2 separate regions of the Homo sapiens genome follow, and region 1 is linked to region 2. The links are chromatin loops, found by intact Hi-C in ENCODE. Cell type or tissue: B cell. All regions are shown on one strand. Links, peaks and the distances in the headings refer to the core of each region. The heading gives the core; the rest is flanking DNA. Region 1 overlaps ABCC1 (ATP binding cassette subfamily C member 1 (ABCC1 blood group)). Region 2 overlaps NDE1 (nudE neurodevelopment protein 1).

Region 1 (10,816 bases), core at 1,061-9,060, 420 kb after region 2:
ATAAGATGACCAGGCACATTGGTTGACACCTGTAATCTCAGCACTTTGGGTGGCCAAGGCAGGCGGGTCACTTGAGCCCAGCAGTTCGAGACCAGCCTGGGCACTCTAGGGAGACCCTGTCTCTAAAAACAAAACAAAAAACCAAAAATTTGCCAGGTGTGGTGGCATGGGCCTGTAGTCGCAGCTACTCAGGCTGAGGCAGGAGGATCACTGGAACTTGGAAGGTTGAGGCGGCAGTGAGCTGTGATCATGTCATCCACACTCCAGCCTGGATGGCAGAGTAAGACCCCATCTCAAAAAAACAAAATGACAGAAAACATGATTTCTGTTTCTATTTTAAAGGGTAAAATAGTATATTTTAACACTTTGAAATGAAGAGTCTGGGCTTGGGAACGTTACAATGATGTTTACTCGTACTAGTTACGCACTCCCCTCCCAGATCTGTCTCGTAACAAGAGACTGTTATTTTCTACTTGTTTTTAGCCAAAAGGCCGAGAAACGATGGTTATTTTAAATCCCTAGTGTCTCTTACAGTTGATGTCTTCTTAGTATTTAGGAATTTCCAGGACATCTTTTTGTTGTTGTTAATGCACTGTGTGTGTGTGTGTGTGTGTGTGTGTGTGTGTGATTATAGGAGTGACCCACTACGCCCGGCTGTGTGTGTGTGTGTGTGTGTGTGTGTGTGTGTATGTGTGTGTGTGTGATTATAGGAGTGACCCACTACGCCCGGCCTATGTGTATGTATTTTAAAGGCTTCAATGAGAAAAAAGTTGGTTCTTAAAAAGGCAAGCTTCAGATTCCAGGGAAGATTGCCTCTGGAGAGCTCTGTTTTAATCCATGGGTTTGCCAGATTAATGAGGATTTACTGGCCTCGTGCCTTCGGCCCTCCCTACCCTGCGCCCATTGTGCATGTTTTGAAAAAGCAGTGCCAGGAAGGACTCTCTCTGGAATTACTGCGGAGTTACTTGAGTTAGCAAAGAATCCCCTTCCTCCCCCAAGAGCTGTAAGCCAAGTCTCTGTAGAGCTGACTCCATGCCTGTTTGTCTGCCTGTGTGTCTTGGCGCAGGTGGCTGGCCGTGCGGCTGGAGTGTGTGGGCAACTGCATCGTTCTGTTTGCTGCCCTGTTTGCGGTGATCTCCAGGCACAGCCTCAGTGCTGGCTTGGTGGGCCTCTCAGTGTCTTACTCATTGCAGGTAAGAGGGGATGCTCTTGGCTGGATTATTAAAGTCTGTTAATGGGGGAGCCAGTTGTCCTTGGCTTTGGATTCCAGCTCCAACAGGAATGGGGGAGAGGAACTTGAGAGGTACGGAGTTTGAGGAGCAGGTACAGTGCCACAGTGCCTGGTGACCAACTAGAGCAGGAGACGGATTTGACATGTGGCCAGGATTTTCCCCATCAGTCACACAGATTCCTTAGTGGCCCAAGAGGATACTTCCAGGTACGAGGGGAATGCTTTTAAAGCTATGAATTTCCCTCTAAGAACTGCTTTAGCTGCATCTCACAAATGATGATACATTGTGTTTTCATATTGTCACCTGGCTAAAAATATTTTCCAGTTTCTTATTATGTGGCCCATGAGTTATTTTGGAAATGTGTGTGCTTAGGAGATGGCAATGTGGCAGGCCTGGGTGATGGCTATACCTGGGGTTGCTAATTTCGGTACCTTTCTTACCTGAATGTTTCATAACTCATAACCTTTTATTTTTATTTATTTATTTTTTTTGGAGACGGAATCTCACTCTGTCACCCAGGCTGGAATGCAGTGGTGGGATCTCGGCTCACTGCAACCTCTGCCTCCTGGGTTCAAGTGATTCTTCTGCCTCAGCCTCCCAAATAGCTGGGTTTACAGGTGTGCGTCACCATGCCTGGCTAATTTTTATATTTTTAGTAGTGACTGATGGGGTTTCGCCACATCGGCCAGGCTGGTCTCAAACCCCTGACCTCAGGTGATCTGACCGCCTCAGCCTCCCATAATTCATACTTGTTGAAAATAATTTGTTTCCTATTATCTCAGTGGAAAAAAAGAAAAAGGAAAGTCAAGTACGCCCGCTTACTCTAGAAATGCCACGTGACTCTTCCACTCACAGGTCACCACGTACTTGAACTGGCTGGTTCGGATGTCATCTGAAATGGAAACCAACATCGTGGCCGTGGAGAGGCTCAAGGAGTATTCAGAGACTGAGAAGGAGGTAGGCAAGGGCCCCTGGCTGGACCTCTTGGTCTTTGGTGTAGCTTTACCCCAAGGAGATCTCTGGACCCTATCCTGTGCACCTCTGCCTCTGAGCTGGATACCTCACCAGGTAGAAGTGCATCTTAACGCTTGTCCAGTCTTTTTGCAGCACTTATTTAGAGCCCGGTTTTAGGGTGAAAATAGTTTACCGGCTTTACCCAAGATCTGGGGTATCCATATACGAGACTGTGGGATGCTGTCAGGGCATTCAGAAGGTATTCACATTGTGAAGAAGTTTCCCCCTCTATTTCTCTTTCATAACTTCTGATGGTATCACAGAGAAAGTCTTAGTCTGGGGCTAGCAGGTCTTTAACACCTTAGCAATTGAGATGATCTCCCTTCAACAGACAGATAAACAGCAGCCCTCACACTTGGAGTCTTCAACAGGACGGATTCTGTCTATCAGAAATAACCTTCTGTTATTTGTTATGAATTTGGTTTTTTTGTGTGTGTGATGGAGTCTCACTGTCACCCAGGCTGGAGTGCAGTGGCACAATCTCGGCTCACTGCAACCTCCTCCTCCCAGGTTCAAGTAATTCTCCTGCCTCAGCCTCCCAAATAGTTGGGATTACAGGTGCCTGTCATCATGCCTGGCTAATTTTTGTATTTTTAGTAGAGATGGGGGTTTCACTAAGTTGGCCAGTCTGGTCTCAAACTCTTGACCTCAGGTGATCCGCCTGCCTCAGCCTCCCAAAGTGCTGGGATTACAGGCGTGAGCCACTGCGCCTGGCCTGTTATGTATTTGTATAGGGGACTCCTGTTACGGAAAATAATACTACTTTTCCTTTTGTGATTGTAATAAATTTTCCTCTTAAGTAAGTTGAGAAATTAAGTCTAAGTGACTTGATTAAGCATATTAAAACAACAAGAGAATGAGTACATGCATACTACACGAATGATGTAGCTGGGAACTGACCAAAGTTTGGGAAACCCTGCCGTTATTGAACCCCAGTCCCCTTTTTATAGATGGAGAAAAAGGGAACCTGGGGAGGGACAACAGCTGATCCAAGGTCCCACGTGGCTTGGTAGAACAGCTGGGACTAGGACCCGTGCCTCCAGTCTTTGATGTTGCGTTGCCCTTAATAACTGCCTTCTTAGGCCCTGAACAGCAGCACAAGTAGGAACAGCAGTGATAATAGATAATCACAATAATGCCTGGCGACACCCCCACCCTACATTAATGATAACAGGGACACACATAGTGCCTTGTAGAATGTCAGGCCCAGACTTAAACGTTTAATATAGAGTAATGCACTCAGTCTTTACCCCGCTCTATGACTGATTTTTGAGACACGGTCTCACTCTTGCCCGGGTTGGAGTGTAGTGCGATCTCATTCGCTGCCTCCCAGGCTCAAGTGATTCTCCTACCTCTGCCTCCTGAGTGTCTGGGACCACGGGCATATGCCATCACACCGGACTGATTTTTGTATTTTTAGTAGAGACGGGATTTTGCCCAGACTCATCTTGATCTCCTGAGCTCTAGTGATCTGCCTGCCTTGGCCTCCCAAAGTGCTGGGATTACAAGCGGGAGCCACCATGCCCAGCCCAGCCCTATAATTTAGATGCTACTATTACCCCCATTTTACAGGTGAGGAAACTGAGACAAAAAGCTGAAGTTACTTGCCCAAGATCACATGGCTGGTAAATGGCAGACCTAGGCGTTGAGCCTGTGCCTCCTCAGAGACCCTATCCAGTGCCATGGGAGTCATGCTACCCGGCCTCCTGAGGAGAGATGCCCCTTGGGAGTGAGACCAAGGCCTCTGTAAGGTCTGTCCTCCTGAGGAATTCACAGAGGTGACCTCGGCCCACTCCTTTAACATTCTGACTGGGTGAACCAGGTCCCATGTCACGGGTGAGCATTGTAAGAATGGCGTGAGTGCCCCCGTGAGGAACCAAGGGTGTATTACACCGGCGGCTTCCAACTTGACACTGAATTTAATTCACTTACAAGGTATTTCATTAGGTTTTTTTTTTTTTTTTTTTTAGATGGAATTTGGCTTTTTTTTTGCCCAGGCTGGAATGCAGTGGCACGATCTCAGCTCACTGCAACCTCCACCTCCTGGGTTCAAGTGATTCTCCTGCCTCAGCCTCCCAATTAGCTGGGATTACAAGTACCCACCACCCCGCCCAGCTAACTTATTTCATTAGTTTTTATAATAGCCTCATTGACATGTGAATTTCACATGCCATGGAATTCACCCAGTTAAAGCGTTCAGTTAGATTGAATTCAGTTTTTTTTTTGTTTGTTTGAGACTTAAGTCTCGCTCCAGCCTGGAGTGCAGTGGCATGATCTCAGCTCACTGCAACCTCCTTCTCCTGGGTTCAAGCGATTCCCAGCCTCCTGAGTAGCTGGGATTACAGGCGATTTTTGTATTTTTAGTAGAGAAGGGATTTCACCATGTTGGCCCGGCTGGTCTCGAACTCCTGACCTCGTGATCCACCCGCCTCAGCCTCCCAAAGTGCTGGGATCACAGGTGTGAGCCACCACACCCGGCCTGAGTTCAGTTTTTAAAAGCATTTTACTTTTGACTGACTTTTATATTTTTAGAAGGATCGTGTTTGACAAACCCAAGAGAAAGTAATTGTCCTCATTAGTCCTACCACTATTCTGTATTTGCATGTATTTTTATATATAGATAGAAAGTTCCACATACTTCTCTCCATTCCGCTCACTGTGTTGTTATAGCATCTCCCCTTCAATTATGTACATAAATTATAAAATAGAGATACACTTGTTGTTTTAAAAAAGAAAAAATCAATACAGGGCTGGACACAGTGGCCCACGCCTGCAATCCCAGCACTTTGAGAGGCCAAGGTGGGTGGATCACTTGAAGCCAGGAGTTCGAGACCAGCCTGGCCAACGGTGAATCCCGTCTCTACTAAAAATACAAAAATTAGTTGGCATGGTGGCAGGTGCCTATAATTCCAGCTACTTGGGAGGCTGAGGTGGGAGGATCGCTGGAACCCGGGAGGTGGAGGTTGCAGTGAGCTGAAGAAACATCACTGCACTCCAGCCTGGGTGACAGAGTGAGACTCTGTCTCGAAAAACAAAAAAACAAAGAAGTTTATGGTGGAGAAAGACAGTTTGTTCCTGTTCGCCCCGTTCCTCTCCTCTCCAGAGAGAGGCCCCATTAGCATTCGGGTGAATTTCCCCCAAAACTTTCCCGTGTGGATTCCCACATACCCCAACACTTTTGTTTGCTTGTTTCTTTTTCTTTTAACGTAAGTGGAATCTACCTGTTATCCTGTGAAACCTTTTCTTTAACCATGAGGCACCTTTGCATCTGTGTATAGTAACAGTCACTGCCTCTAAGGGCTGCTGTGAGGCTCAGATGAGATCATGGGTCTCAAGTGCTGAGCAGAGCAACTTGCCTTAGTTGCATTGTAAGCGCTCAATAATAACATTTATTTTTTGGCCAGGCGCGGTGGCTCACGCCTGTAATCCCAGCACTTTGGGAGGCCAAGGCAGATGGATCACTTGAGCCCAGGAGTTTGAGACGATCCTGGGCAACATGGTGAGACATCGTCTCTACAAAATAAAAAATAATACTTTTTGTTGTTGGCGGTGGTGGTGGGGTTTTTTTTTGTTTTTTTTTTTTTGAGACAGAGGAGTCTTGCTGTGTCACCCAGACTGGAGTGTAGTGGTTTTATCTTGGCTCACTGCAACCTCTGCCTCCCAGATTCTAGTGATCGTCGTGTCTCAACCTCCCAAGTAGCTGAGATTACAGGCTCCCACCATCAGGCCCAGCTAATTTTTGTATTTTTAGTAGAGCCAGGGTTTCACCATGTTGGTCAGGCTGGTCTCAAACTCCTGACCTCAAGTGTTCTGCCCACCTCGGCCTCCCTAAGTGCTGGGATTACAGGTGTGAGCCACTGCGCCGGCAACGCTGTGATTTTATAGCACGTCCACAAAAGGGCTGCATGTCTTGCCTAAAAGTTGCCCGGCGTTTTCTTGTTATGTGCCGTCTGCAGTGCCCCTGAGCTTGGCCATGTGCTCTGCAGCCTGGTTCAGCACCTGTGTGTGCCCTGGACGGGGAGGTGCATTCCCCGAGGCTAAAACCAGTGAACCTGGCCCAGGCCATATCCAGCTGTGGGCCTCAGGAAATGCTGAACTGAACTACTTTTCAAAAGGAGGGTTGTGTGTCCCTGGGCAAGTTACCGCCCCTCTCTGTGTCTCAGTCTCCTTGTGTGTAAACTGGGGATAATGAAAGGACCCTCCCACATGGGGTTGCTGTGAGGATTGGATGAGACACTGCGATACAGATGCTGCTTTTATCCTTGCCTTCCTGCCGGGGTGGGCAGCCAGGGTAACTCACTTTTATTGTCGTGTCTGTCCAGAGAAGACCACTCATTTCATTGACTCCATTTATAAATATTTATTTAAATTTTTTTTTATCAAAAAGTAAGTTTTATTGGCATCTAAAAACAAAATTCACCCAACACTGAAACATACTTCAATATTTATGTTATTGTTTTCTTGTTTCTTTTTTACTCACTGCAGTGTGAGGAACAAATCACATTTACTTTGGAGAAACAGAGACCATAGTGTAGATTTTACAAAATCACTTTTTAAACTCTCTGTATTGCGCTCCTCAAATACCTAGAGCCAGTCTGTGCATAACATGGCACACTGTTGTCTAAACCGTAAAATTTTGCATCAGCCTAAAGATATGGATAAGATATACCTCCACTTGCTCTTTTGAAATACATCTATTACCTTATCCAGCCTAATGATAGTTACCTAAAAAATTCTTTGTTCCGTAGGAAGTCTCTGACAAGCTGTTATTCATTTCCTTGACGTTAAAAGAATCTGGGGGCAACATTTATATTTTATCAGAAAAACTTTTTAAAAGTTTACCTATCATGTTCATATTGAGAACAATGTCTGTGGCGGGCATGGTGGCTCACGCCTGTAATCCCAGCACTTTGGGAGGTAGAGGTGGGTGGATCATGAGGTCAGGAGTTAGAGACCAGCCTGGCCAACATGGTGAAACCACATCTCTACTAAAAATACAAAAATTAGCTGGGTGTGGTGGCGGGTGTCTGTAATCCCAGCTACTCAGGAGGCTGAGGCAGGAGAGTCGCTTGAACCTGGGAGGCAGGGGTTGCAGTGAGCTGAGATCATGCCATTGCACTCCAGCCTGGGCGACAGAGTGAGACTCCATCTCAAAAAAAAAAGAACAATGTCTATACAAATCAGTTGTACAATTATTTTAAAAGAATGGTGAGCATGAACGTCACGTTAATTCTGGCAGACAAAAATGAACAACTATGGTCCATTGAGCCATTATCTGTTACACAGAGATGACAGCTTTACAGAAGGTATCTCTGACCTACTGAGGGATGATCATGTCCTCTCAGTTTCTGTGCCTTCTACCACTAGTTCACTTTCTATATCAGCAGCTGTGTCACTCTTCTTGTTTATGTTCATAAATGTGTGTTGAACACCTACTATGTGCTCTGAGCCCTGGGATACAGCAGTGAACAATTAGAGCCTGTCCTCATTGAGTGGATGGTGCAGTGGGTGTGGGAGACAGAATACACTCAAGCATGCGAGCCCCAAGAGGGCTGGGGACAGGCAGTGCCCTGAAGGAGAAGGCAGTGCGGGAGGGGACAGAGGGACACAGGGCTGAGAGGGTGCTCTGTATCGACCAGAGATCCACAGGATGCAAGGGGGTCATTTGGGGAATAACATTCCAGGAAGGGCAACCCCCCAGTGCTGAGGCCTGGGAGGCCACCTTGGGCAGCAGAGTGAGTGAGAGGGGAGGTCAGGGGAGTCACAGCTTTACCAGATGGACTGGAAATTCCTTACTCTCTCCCTTCACTGCGATCGAAGGCGCCCTGGCAAATCCAGGAGACAGCTCCGCCCAGCAGCTGGCCCCAGGTGGGCCGAGTGGAATTCCGGAACTACTGCCTGCGCTACCGAGAGGACCTGGACTTCGTTCTCAGGCACATCAATGTCACGATCAATGGGGGAGAAAAGGTGGGTACACATCGCCCCATTCCCTCACCCATTCCCAGTCGGGCACAGGGTGCCATCGGGCAGGTGAACCTAGCTGCAGCGTCTCCCCAGTCACTCACGGCTCCACACCTTTGCTTGAATGGCTTTTTGGGGGGCTGGGAGTGGACTGTGGCAGTAAAAGCTGTTCAGAGCGCATACAGCTTGCAGAAGTGAAGGCTTTTAGGTGAACTGACAGCCTGAAGACCAAATGAGCCCCACAGATTTGTTTTGGAAGATTTTTTGTTGTTGTTGTTGAGAGAGGGTCTTGCTCTGTTACCCAGGCTAGAGTGCAGTGGTGTGATCTCAGCCCACTGCAGCGGCAGCCTCCCAAGTGGGGGGACTACACATGGTTGGGAGTGCAGGTGTGTGCCACTGCACCTGGCTAATTTTTGTATTTTTTGTAGAGATGGGGGTCCTACTATGTTGTCCAGGCTGATCTGGAACTCTTGAGCTCAACCGGTCTGCCCGCCTCAGCTTCCCAAAGTGCTGGGATTACAGGAATCAGCCACCATTCCTGGCCCCTGGAAGAAGTTCTTTTTTTGTTTTTTGGTTGGTTGTTTTTTTTTTTTTTTTTTTTTTTTTTTTTGAGATGGAGTCTTACTCTGTTGCCAAGGCCAGAGTGCAGGGGCCCGATCTCAGCTCACTGCAACTTCTGCCTCCTGGGTTCAAGTGATTCTCCTGCCTTAGCCTCCCGAGTAGCTGGGACTACAGGCATGCGCCACCATGCCTAGCTAATTTTTGTGTTATTAGTAGAGATGGGGTTTTGCCATGTTGGCCAGGGTGGTCTTGAACTCCTGACCTCAACTGATCCACCCGCCTCAGCCTCCCCAAGTGCTGGGATTACAGGTGTGAGCCACTGCACCTGGCCTGGAAGAAATTTGAATAAGTTGCAAATACTGAAAAATCTGGAAGACTTAATATAAAAATTTATTTTCTGCTTTTTTTGGAAGATCAGAACATCTGGCAACATCAGGTCAATCCTCCCCCGCCTGGCTCTTTCTAGTCAACCTGTGAGCCTCCTGGTTCACCCCAGTCCCTCCCTGTCCCATTCATTGCCTAGTTGGCCCCTCCAAAACATTAGAATTTGTGATCTCTAGAATAAGGTGTCACCATCCCTTCTAGGGGGATGGCTCAAGGGAAGTGAGAAATTGTCAGAATTTTGGAACCTTCTCTTGGTTCCGAGCTGTTCTTGGAAGAGGTTCCTTGACCTGAGTGATACCCTTAGACTTTCCTCTGGAATTGGTCTGACAGTCTTCCTGGCCATTTGCTGGGGGACAAGGCTGCTTTCACCTCTGAACATATGGACTTATTGAACTGTTCCTACGTACCTCCCACAAAGCTCAGAACATTCTGTTCCCAGCAGATAATTTCTCTCTGAGTTACAGAGAAGAGCAGAGTGGGTGATGTTCTTGCTGTCTTTTTTTGTTTTTGTTTTTGTTTTTGTTTTTGTTTTGTTTTGTTTTGTTTTGAGACAGCCTCTCACTCTGTCACCCAGGCTGGAGTCCAGTGGTGCTATTTCGGCTCACTGCAACCTCCGTCCCCTGGGTTCAAGTGATTCTCCTGCCTCCGTCTCCCGAGTATCTGGGACTACAGGTGCATGCCACCACGCCCAGCTAATTTTTGTAGTTTTAGTAGAGATGGGGTTTTACCATGTTGGCCAGGCTGGTCTCGAACTCCTGACCTTCTCTGATCCACCTTCCTCGGCCTCCCAAAGTGCTGGGACTACAGGCATGAGCCACCGTGCCCCAGCCCTTGTTGAGTCTTTATGGCTTATCTCACGTCATGAGAATTTTTGCACGCATGCTGCTCTGTGACACCCCTGTAGGAGGGAAGAAGGAGCCCACTTCTCAAGAGCCAGGCAGGAAGGGGAGAACTGGAGGTCAGGAACATCATCCTTTGGCCATTAGCTAGAGAACCTAGTTCCTTCAAGAGAGGATGCATGGAGACCAGGTCATAGCAAAGGGCCGGAAGATCTGCCTGAATCTTTCAGATATTTCAACAACTCATGATGGGAAACTCACCATCAAAGGTGTGAAAAACAGTGGGGAAATGAGGAAATGCCTGATTATTACTTAATAGTTTCTTGAGTCTAAACAAATAGGGCTTTGTTGGAAATTCCTTCTGCCTCTTCTGTATCTCTTTTGAGGTCTCTAGTAACTTATAAAAAGCCGAGTCATTCCTTTTGGGAGCCTGGCAAAGGGAAGAGAGTCCTTCTTGACCTTCGGCCGAAACACCCTTAAAGGAGTGTCTCTGGGCAGCGCGCAAGGGAGAGGGCTGTCGAGTTGGGTTGACCAGATGACTGATGCCTGAGGTGGGGCCGAGATGAGGGCACTTTGGGGCAGGGACAAGTCCGGATGCCAGCATTCCCACCACACCTGGGCCCTTCTGTCCTGCAGGTCGGCATCGTGGGGCGGACGGGAGCTGGGAAGTCGTCCCTGACCCTGGGCTTATTTCGGATCAACGAGTCTGCCGAAGGAGAGATCATCATCGATGGCATCAACATCGCCAAGATCGGCCTGCACGACCTCCGCTTCAAGATCACCATCATCCCCCAGGTGGGGTCTGGGTGTGGCCCAGGGGGTGAG
Region 2 (10,816 bases), core at 1,610-9,609:
GACTCTTGATGTTCACCCTTATAACTCTCTGGGCCCCGGTGCTAGCCAGTTTGTCACAGCTGTTATGTCAGCTTAATTTGGTTTGCTCTGTCTGAAGGTTGGGGAAGCGCCTGGAATTTGGGAAGCCGCCTTCACACATGTCTTCATCGCCGCTGCCGTCAGCCCAGGGGGTAGTCAAGATGTTGCTTTAGGAAAACCACGGAAGCTGAAGGTCTTGGTGTTGGTGCGGAAGTCGTTACCTTTTGTCGTCTTTTTACACTAGGTTTTTGTTTTAAGTTAGTTTGAGAAATAAGAGCAGTCACCATAGTTAGTTAGCTTTGCGGCCCAAGCCAATGACCGAGGCCATCACCTGTGCTCTGGGGTTTGTCCCTGGGAAATGTCTTTTCATCCTTACCTGCCACCGTGTGCATTGCAAAGAGGGACAAAAGGGGCTCTCTGGGAAGGGCTCTAAGTTGTCGGTGATGAGGCTACCGTGTTGTTTTTGAGATAGAGTCTTGCTCTGTCACCCAGGCTGGAGTGTGGTGGCGTGATCTCAGCTCACTGCAACCTCCGCCTCCTGGGTTCAAACGGTTCTTGTTCCTGAGTCTTCCAGGTAGCTGGGATTACAGGCACCCACCACCACACCTGGCTGAATTTTTTGTATTTTTAATAGAGACGGGGTTTTGCCATGTTGCCCAGTGTGGTCTTGAACTCCTGGCCTCAAGTGATCCTCCCATCTCGGCCTCCCAGAATGCTGGGATTTCAAGCATGAGCCATCGTTCCCATGCCCCATTGTGTTGCACTAACCCAAGCGGAGGTCCTGATTGGTCTTTTTTTTTTTTTTCTTTTTTGAGACAGAGTCATGCTCTTGCCCTGTCTTGTCCAGGCTGGAGTGTAGTGGTGCAATTTCGGCTCACCGCAGCCTCCGCCTCCTAGGTTCAAGCGATTCTCTTATCTCAGCTTCCCAAGTAGCTGGGACTACAGGAGTGTGCCACTACACCCACTAATTTTGTATTTTTAGTGAGAAACGGGGTTTCACCATGTTGGCCATGCTGGTCTTGAACTCCCGGCCTCAAGTGATCCTCCCGCCTCAGCCTCCCAGAGTGCTGGAATTACAGGCCTGAGCCACCGTGCCTGGCCCCTGATTGGTCTTGACAGGTGTTTTTAATGTCCCAAGTCTCCGTAAATGTGGGATGGAGCTTCTCTCAGAGGCTCTTCCCCCCAACTCCCAACCAGGTGGAATCGTCTTCCAGAACAAAATCTCCCAGTGCTTTGTGGTGTACTGAAATCATGTCTAAGAACAGAGAACTTAACAGTCACATGCCTTTTTAAAAACTGGAATAGGCTGGGCGCGGTGGCTCAGGCCGGTAATCCTAAGACTTTGGAAGGCCGAGGCGGGTGGATTACCTGAGGTCAGGAGTTCAAGACCAGCCTGGCCAACATGGTGAAACCCCATCTCTACTAAAAATACAAAAAATTAGCTGGGTGCAGTGGTGCGTGCCTATAATTCCAGCTACTCCAGATGTTGAGGCAGGAGAGTTGCTTGGACCCGGGAGGTGGAGGGTGCAGTGAGCCAAGATTGCGCTACTGTACTCCAGCCTGGGCAACAGAGTGAGACTCCGTCTCCAAAAAAAAAAAAAAAGGTGTCATAAACCTCTGAGACTGTAGCCTGCTTCTTAGCTTCTCATTGAGATTCCTAGAGGTGCGTTCGAGTTTTCAGAGTAATTTTCCAGACCAACCAGCGTCAGTGGGAAATCTGACCTCTTTTGGCAAACTGCGATCATTCATTTTCCTGAGTCCCCTGGTGGGGTGGGGGGAATTCTGCCTCAGGACCCTGAGGGGTCTTTGGGGCAAGATGGCCTTGGTAATGCAGCCACTAAGAACAGGACTTCATTCAAAGGCATAATGAAGTAACCAGGGTGACCATCAAGTAAAATTAAAGCACAAGATCATTGTAGGAGGCTTCCTTGTCAAAGACGTGAACGTGGGATTTCCAACGCACCATGGTGTGTCCACTCATCACTGCATGTTAGGAACTGCTGTCTCTTTGGGACACGAGTTAAAAGAACACACTAATTTCTGGAGTGTGCCTGCAGCTTCACGGCCTTCATTTTGTTACTAAGTTATTTTCTGGAAGAACAGCAAAAATTTCAGGTTGAAAACAGAACTTTCCAAGTGCTACTGAAATTCCGCAGAGAATTACGCTGCGATGGTGGGTTTCTTACCCTAGAAACATCCTAACCTGTATCCACAGAAGATGTCCTTTTATTTTTTTAAAAGATCAATAAAATCAAGAGAAACGAATGTTGAACTTGTTGGGCTTCTGGTCAAAGAGGCTTTGTATGTTTATACTTTAATGTTTTCCCACAGAGTGGTGAAAAACTTTTTTTAACCAAGTTAAAAAATATGAAAAAATCTTTTTGAAAATTTCTATTCAAGCCAGGTTTTTAGAAATGTATCCGGGATGTGTTTGTGCGTCATTCAAGGCATATTAGCATCTGGTCACAAGATGGAGTCCTTTGTTTCCATGTTTCCTGTCTCCCAAATCTGTCTGATCCCATGGAGTTGGTGGTATACGGCATCGTTTGTGTTGAACAGAGCCTTTGCAGGCATGTCTGTCTAAAACACTCAAGCTGAAAGAAGGACAGGGCCTACAGCTTGTTTTTATGGCCCTTACTCTAAGAATGATTTATTATGTTTTTAAGGGTTGTTTTAAAGAAGATGAATATTCGGCAAGACCATATGTAGCCTGTAAAGGCTAAAATACTATCTGGCTGGGTGGGTGGTGGTGGTGGTGTGAGAGACAAGGTGTTACTGTTACCTAGGCTGCAGTGCAGTGGCGTGATCATAGCTCACTGCAGCCTGGAACTCCTGGCTCACATGATCCTCCTGCCTTAGCCTTCCAAGAGGTTGGGAGTACAGGTGTGCACTATCCTGCCTGGCTTACTAACAACAACAACAAAAAAACACCTTTTTTTTATAGAGACGGGGGTCTCTCTCGGCTAGGCTGGCCTCCAACTCCTGGCCTCAAGTGATTTTCCCATCTCAGCCTCCCAAAGTGCTGGGATTCCAGGTGTGAGCCACTGTACCCAGCCACCATCTGACGTTTTGTGGAAAGTGTTTGCTGACTCATTGGACAAGACCTTGTGTTTTAACTCAAAAAATCAAGGAAATCCTGTATTTTTCTTAAGATACTGGTTTTGATGAGTCAAGATGTTCTTCCCAGTCATGTTCGAGGGCAGGGGGCAGTGGCCCTTAGACCACACATCACCTTATTTCTCTCCCCTGCCCTCCCTGCTGAGCGGCCCAGTAACCCCCTTAGACAGTCTCACTTTGCATCTCTGCTCTGCTCTCTGGCTGGCTGTGGGGTTGTAGGCAATTGATTTCACCTCTCTAGGCCTCAGTTTCTGCATTCATGACGTTAACCCTGACTTCAGAGAATCTTTGGGACGATGAAGCAAAACCCAGCCTTCCCCAACTCCTTTTCCTCTATAGAAAACAGCTCAACAGAAAAGCCAACGACATTGTGATTTATAACCATTTATTAGTGAAAGTGTTTTTAAGCACAGTCAGGGTGTAAACAGTGCAGCATTCCTGCTCCCCTCCGTGGGAGCAGCGTCTCCTTTTCAATTCATGTGACTACAGAAGGCACTTGGTGAACTGTGCGTGTCTGAGGTGTGGAAACCAGGAGAGGGGGAAAGAATTCTCAAAGGCCTGACGTGAGAAGTTGGAAAGGTTTGCAGGTTAGGGAATGAATTGGGAGTGGGGGCCGGCGGCACCCATTTCGGTGACTTTCTCCCCATTTCATGTAAACAGAATTGCCAGGGACCGGTTACCGTGGATATGTTTTTCTAAAAACTCAGTGTCTGCACAATCCATTGATAGAACTGGAGGATGTGTCTGTGTTTCCTGTTGGGTTTTTCTCATCTCTTACATCATACAAACTTCAATTTTTACCTTGAATACAGGGGTAGTAGGGGTGGTGGTGGTGGTGGTGGTTGAGACAGGGTCTCTGTTGCCCAGGCTGGAGTGCAATGATGCAATTATAGCTCATTGCAGCCTCGAAGTCCTGGGCTGGAGCGTTCTTCCTGGCTCAGCCTCCCTAGTAGCTGGGACCACAGGTGTGTACCACCACGCCCAGCTTATTTTTAAATTCTTGTATAGATGAGGTTTTACTACGTTGCCCAGGCTGGAGGGTGGTGGTTTTTATATTCCTTGTGTGAGGGGTGTCTGTGATATTTGGAATTTGAGAATGGATTTAGACAATGCTAAGTACAGTCTGCTGGGTTTTGCTTTGTTCTGGGTTGTTGTTGGGTTTTTTTTGTTTGTTTGTTTTGGTTTTTGGTTTTCTTGCCGTGGTGCAAAACTGTAGAAAGTTGCTTATTCACTGGCCTTGGTTCCATTGAAGTCTGCGTCTCGAGTGTCCGTTTCCTCCTCAGAACCATCTGCATTTTCAATAACTCTACGTCCTCCAGACCTTCTAGAAGGAACGAAAGAGGTCTCGTTTCCTCGCCTGTGGGTTGTAAGAAAACACATTATTTAGCAAAGAAATCTTCATGGTTGGGATAGATTTTTTATAAATCTATTTTAAACTTGTAGCTATAGTCCTATTGCAATATAAATTTTTTTTATGGCAGAAAACACACACGGCACAAATAAGATGCAGATATTCAAGTTGAAGTCAACAAATCATTGCCAGTCTTAAGGCATGAGTGATTGAATTTAATCAGCTGAAATTGGTTGCGGGGGTGGGTGGAGAAGGTTTTTCAAAGCAAGACGATCTGCTTTTCAATATGTCAGGCTTGGTCATTTGAGAAGCCACAGGATTCTGGTCTGCTGTGGTCTTTGATTTAGAATAGGAAAAAAACGCCAAAAACCAAGCAGGGGATTTTGTCTTCTGACTTTATTCATAGCCCATGGGGCAGAGTTGAAGAGAGAACATACTGTTTTTCTTCTGTATCTCCTCACCCCCATTCGCCTTAGAGGTGAGTTTTCAAGATTTGAATTGGAAGAAGGTGAAATGGACAAGGGCAGCCTTGAGAAGGACACAGAGGGGCTCCCTGGTTAAAAGGCGAGACAGCACCCCCTGCTGGTGTGAATGTTCATGGACTGAGTTTTCCCCACTGCAGGGACTGCTGCATCTGTTTTGCTGATCGTGGAACATACCGCACATGGCGTAAAACAGGTGCCCAGTGAATATTAGAAAAGGAAATTATACGTGTTAATCCAAGGTGGATTATTTTATTAAATTGAGATGAGGTCTTGATATTGTTGCCCAGGCTGGTCTGGAACTCCTGAGCTCAAGCAGTTCTCCTACCTTGGCCTCCCAAAGCGCTGGCATTACAGGCGTGGGCCACCACACCTGGCCTTCAAGGTGGATTTAAAAAAGAAATTTAAGAGTCTCTCTCACCCAGGCTGGAGTGCAGTGGCATGATCTTGGCTCACTGCAACCTCTGCCTCCTGAGTTCCAGCAGTCCTTGAGCCTCAGTATTGAGTAGCTGGGACTACATGCACGTGCACACTGCCACGCCTGGCTAATTTTTGTATTTTTAGCAGAGATGGGATTTTGCCATGTGACCCAGGCTGGTCTTGAACTCCTGGCCTCAAACGATCCACCTGTCTTAGCCTCTCAAAGTGTTGGGATTACAGGTGTGTGCCAGTGCACCTGGCCTCTGAGGTGGATTTTAGCTCCAGCCAGTAGGACACCCCTGTCTCTCCTTAATGCTGCCATCTCCTCTCTGCGCTGGTTCTCTCTTGAGTTTATCACCTCGACTTCACAGGAAGGGCTGGTCACGTGAGGGGAGACTTTGGGTAGGAGGAAGAGAGTGGGCAGAAGAAGGAAAAATCAGATCTGCCTGCTGCCAGCCTTCACCGTTCAGAAGAAACACTTAACTCTTTTCAGCAACCGCAACAAATAATTATGTTGGGCTCTGGCCATCTGGCCCTGTTTGACCTGAATCGGAAGACAGGTCTTATTTTAGGACATCAAAGAAGAGAGCAGACTTTTGCTCCCCACGCAAGGGTTGGATAAGAAGCCATAAGGATGAACACAACTCAGTGACCAATTCTTTAGTCAAAAGGAACAACTCGGCTGGGCATGGTGGCTCACACCTGTAATCTCAGCACTTTGGGAGGCTGAGGCGGGCGGATCATGAGGTCAGGAGATCGAGACCATCCTGGCTAACATGGTGAAACCGTGTCTCTACTAAAAATACAAAAAATTAGCCGGGCGTGCTGGCGGGTGCCTGTAGTCCCAGCTACTCGGGAGGGAGGCTGAGGCAGGAGAATGACATGAACCCAGGAGGCGGAGCTTGCAGTGAGCCGAGATGTGGCCACTGCACTCCAGCCTAGGCGACAGGGTGAGACTCCGTCTCAAAAAAAAAAAAAAAAAAAAATCAAGGCCCAGAGATTCATGATCACTGAGAAGAGGAATTCGCAAATGACCCTTTTGTTGACAGAGGATGGGAGAGACCCCGGCTGGGAAAGCCCACCTGGCTATAAAGGATGGGACTTCCCGCAGTGCAGCGATCAGGAATAAATACTTAAAGCTGCAGCCACTTCAAAGTAAACACTCCTAGCCCAGCTTCACAGAGAAGCTTCTGGACTTGCAGCCCTACTAGAGAACTCTCCATCCTTCTCTCTCTAGATGTGACCCTTAAGTCTTTTTCTTTTTTAGCACTGTTTTCCAAGCGCTTGACTCAGAAGGATGCTCAAATTCAGCGCAGAGGAGCAGCAGTTTGACTGTTCCCTGTACGCTCCCCACACAGCTCTCTTCGTCACAGTTTTAACTCCAGGTTCAAACCCTGATGGGTTGGCCAGTTGCTGCGACTCATGCCTGTAATCCCAGCACTTGGGGAGGCCGAGGTGGGCAGATCACTCGTGAGGTCAGTTGTTCGAGGCCATCCTGGCCAATATGGTGAAACCCCGTCTCTACTAAATATACTAAATTAGCCGTGCGTGGTGGCAGGCGCCTGGAATCCCAGTCACTCAGGAGGCTGAGGCAGGAGAATTGCTTGAACCCAGGAGGTGAAGGCTGCAGTGAGCCAACGTTGTGCCACTGCACTCCAGCCTGGGAAACAGCAAGACTGTCTCCAAAAAAAAAAACAAAAAAAAATCTGATGAGCTGGGAAGTAGTCCCTAACCTCCACATCAGTGCTCTAGGCACTCTCTTTTTGGCTCTTGGAAGAGTCTATTTGCTAACTGGAAAAGCTTAATGGATAAATTTGCTCCCTTGACCTAAGAAATACATTGTGCCCTGGGCCGTTGAAGCTCCTTGCTTGGCTGTCAGCCTGCAAGATACTCTGTTTTGGCTGAAGTGCTTTTCTTGGAACTGGTTTCAAATCCTAGACCAAGGTTGACACCAACTATACCTGTTACAGGAACTAAGGGACCCCCCTAAAGGTTTTCTTAAAGGGTCTGATCCTGGAGAATCTGGAATTTTTTTTTGAAATAGAGTCTCGCTGTGTTGCCCAGGCTGGAGTGCAGTGGCGTGATCTTGGCTCACTGCAGCCTCTGCCTCCCAGGTTCAAGCGATTCTCCTGCCTCAGCCTTCCAAGTAACTGGGACTACAGACATGCCACCACTCCTGGCTAATTTTTGTATTTTTAGGAGAGACGGGGTTTTACCATGTTGGCCAGGCTGGTCCTGACCTCAAGTTATCTGCCCGCCTCGGCCTCCCAAAGTGCTGGGATTATAGGCATGACCCACTGTGCCTGGCCTAGCATTTGGATTCTATTCGTGGACTCAGCTTATCCAAGGCCTCGGGAATCATCTTGAGTGTAAGCACCTGCTAGTTTGCAAGGACTCAGTTTCCCACTGACCAGTGGGTTCTGCACTTCAGCCCACCCTGGAATTTGGCTTATCCTATGATCCCAATCAGCTGGTAGGAGAGCTGCTTGAAGTGTCCTAGAAACTCATCTGCTCCCCCACAAAACTGGCTCTTAACAAGACCTCACCCTGCGCTTTAAGTATTTTGGTAGTGACAGCAAAGCTGAGATTCTCCAAAAATGAAGATGGACACAAATGAGGGTTGGTTTGGCCTCTCCATGAGGTGAAGTCAGATCCACATGGCCTAACTTCACCTGTGAAAAGTTGGTCATGCTTGTAATCCCAGCATTTGGGGAGGCCAAGGCGCGCGGATCACCTGAAGTCAGGAGTTTGAGACCAGCCTGGCCAACATGGTGATATCCTGTCTCTAATAAAAATACAAAAATTAGCTGGGCGAGGTGGCGGGAGCCTGTAATCCCAGCTACTCAGAAGGCTGAGGTAGGAGAATCGCTTGAACCCAGGAGGCAAAGGTTGCGGTGAGCCAAGATTGCGCCATTGCACTCCAGAGCGAGACTCCGTCTCAAAAAAAAAAAAAAAAAAAAGCAAAATCCCAGAGCAGCAGAGACCTCTTCATGCTTTCTTGGGAAGGGCCCTGTGTGCATCCTTGAGTCTTGGGTATCCACTCCCCAGTCCCTGAACATGTACATGCCCGTGAAGCCTCCAGAAAAGGCTCTGCCAGGACTGTGCTTGGCTTTGCGGTGGTCAGCTTCCACCCCGTGTGCTGAAAATGCAGTTTGTAGCTAGACATCACTCAAGCCACGTGCAGCCCCCGGCATTTGTCAGACATCGCAGTGAGCTCATTTCCTTCGCAGACAAGCCTGTGAAAGCTGAATCATGGGAGGACTGGTTGCCGCGCCGCAGTTACCGTGAACTTTGTGATCTCTGACTTGTGACCCAGACCAGCCAACTAGAAGCCAAGTACGTTCTCCAGGAATGTGCCCAGATAGTGGAACTGTCATATTCATTCAGTGCAGTGTCTTCACTGGACAAGGGAGGACAGCACTGCTGAGTGCCCTAACCACGTAAGAGTGGCTTTTGGCATGAAAGGAAGAAAAATCCAAGCTACACACACAGCCTCTGCCATCTCGTCAAGATGCAGTGATAAGGGCGCACACTGTTGGGTGTCATGTCACATGTGCTGCCCAGAGGCAGGAAGGACAGTGGGTCAAGAGATGAGGTCTATTTGTCATCCTGATCTTGGTTTCAATGAAAGCTTTGCACAAAGATATCCAAGCCTCCAGATTTTGCAAGAATCTCGTGGAAATGTGCAAGGGTTTAAAAATTGGGGTGGGCAGAGGGGCGCATTGGGCAGAAAAGAAATGGATACTGAGACAACACACAGCTGCGAAGCTGAAGGCATGATACCTGGTGCATCACTGCGAAGTTTCCTGTGGGGGGGGCCCTCTGAAACAGAGAGAGAATCCCCGGAGGTTACCATCAGCAAACAAGAAGGAGCCCGGTTAAGTATATTCTTAATTGTTAAAGACATTTGCTTCGATTTAATAATTAAAGGCACTCTTTTTTATTTTGAGATAGTCTCTGTCACCCAGGCTGGAGTGCAGGGGTGCGATCTTGGCTCACTGCAACCTCTACGTCCTGGATTCAAGTGATCCCCTTGTCTCAGCCTCCCGAGTAGCTGGGATTACAGGCAGGCCCCACGTGCTTGGCTAATTTTTGTATTTTTAGTACAGATGGGGTTGCACTATGTTGGTCAGGCTTGTCTCCAACTCCTGATGTCAATGATCTTCCTGCCTTGGCCTCCCAAGGTGCTGGGATTTGGGATTACAGGCATGAACCACCGCACCTGGCATTAAAAGCACCCTTAAGTCAACGTTGCAGTGAATCACCTGACGCCAAGAGCATTTGGTGAGGCTGGTAGATGAAAGGATAAGCAGTTTTTTGATACTCTGTCACCCAGGATGGAGTGCACTGGCATGATCTATCTCTGCTCACTGCAACCTCCACCTCCCGGGTTCAAGCGATTCTCCTGCCTCAGCCTCCCGAGTAGCTGGGATTACAGGCATGCACCACCGTGGCTGGCTAATTTTCATATTTTTAGTAGAGACGGAGTTTCACCATGTTGGCCATGCTGGTCTCGAACTCCTGACCTCAAGTGATCCACCCACCTCGGCCTCCCAAAGAGCTGGGATTACAGGTGTGAGCCACTGCACCCGGCTCAGTTTTTTAAATGGAAAGGAAAATGTCTGTCCTTTAGAGCTACTTTTAAGAACCTCCTATAAATCCCATGATTGCATACTGGTTCAGGGAAGTAAAAGCATTTGAGCAAGCTAGTTTGAGAAATCAGTGTTGGAACAGAAGCCAAGAAGTCCCAGGCAAGGAACCTGCAGCCGCCTGTCCCTTGGTTTATGATTACTTGCTCTTCATTAGCTTTCGGGCCTCTAGCAAGAGAGGAGAGGTGGAGGCCTTGTACAGCTCTTGCCGGAGGTAACTGGCAGTGTAGCCAGTGGTAGGTAAGTGGGTCTGGCTTTAGAGAGGGCTTGTGTCGAGATGCGTCTGGCTGATAGAACTTGGTGAAACTCGCACTACAGTTCCTTCTTGGCTGAGGAGCCAGGCATGCTTACCAACCTCCCTCAGGGCTCTAGTGCCTGATTTTATGTTTTTGTGCACCCAAAAGATGCAGAAGGCAGGACAGACCTTCCACCTGCATTATGTGTGTATTCGTGTCGGAACTGGCAAAAATGGTCTTTTTGTTCCACTTTGCCCTTGGCTGCCCAAGAAGGCTCAAGTGTCTGGGGCAGAACCCACAGGAGGTGTCCAGTGTGTGCTAAAGAATCACTGGGCCGGCCGGGCATGGTGGCTCACGCCTGTAACCCCAGCACTTTGGGAGACCGAGGCAGGTGGATCACGAGGTCAGGAGATCGAGACCATCCCAGCCAGTATGGTGAAACCTTGCCACTACTAAAAATACAAAAATTAGCCAGGTGTGGTGGCACGCACCTGTAATCTCAGCTACTTGGGAGGCTGAGGCAGGAGAATCGCTTGAACCTGG

Evidence for each region. A loop is a pair of places that touch in the nucleus more often than their neighbours do. Peaks named below come from ENCODE experiments on the same cell type or tissue, not always from the same donor. Only the 100,000 strongest peaks of a DNase experiment are listed, where the experiment ranks them.
Region 1: a loop joins it to region 2, with 33 times the contacts of the local background. A loop is called at or near these places in 7 of 110 quality-filtered maps.

The regions. Positions count from the first base shown.
Region 1 is chr16:16,123,723-16,134,538 of GRCh38, forward strand. It overlaps ABCC1 (ATP binding cassette subfamily C member 1 (ABCC1 blood group)), which reads left to right. Exons shown (of 31, transcript NM_004996.4): 25 at 1,067-1,193; 26 at 2,088-2,189; 27 at 8,067-8,213; 28 at 10,628-10,786. Among named protein-coding and RNA genes, the nearest start is that of ABCC6, 94 kb to the right of the region's middle. RefSeq lists an enhancer at 8,156-8,655. In B cell, for the core only: CTCF peaks have their summits at 4,123 and 4,324; a DNase peak (open chromatin) is centred at 4,089.
Region 2 is chr16:15,699,632-15,710,447 of GRCh38, forward strand. All of the region lies in intron 8 of NDE1 (nudE neurodevelopment protein 1), which reads left to right. MYH11 (myosin heavy chain 11) reads right to left here. Exons shown (of 41, transcript NM_002474.3): 41 at 3,504-4,492. The coding sequence ends at 4,360. Among named protein-coding and RNA genes, the nearest start is that of NDE1, 55 kb to the left of the region's middle. In B cell, for the core only: CTCF peaks have their summits at 5,056 (motif pointing left) and 5,259; a DNase peak (open chromatin) is centred at 5,060; H3K27ac peaks cover 326 bases.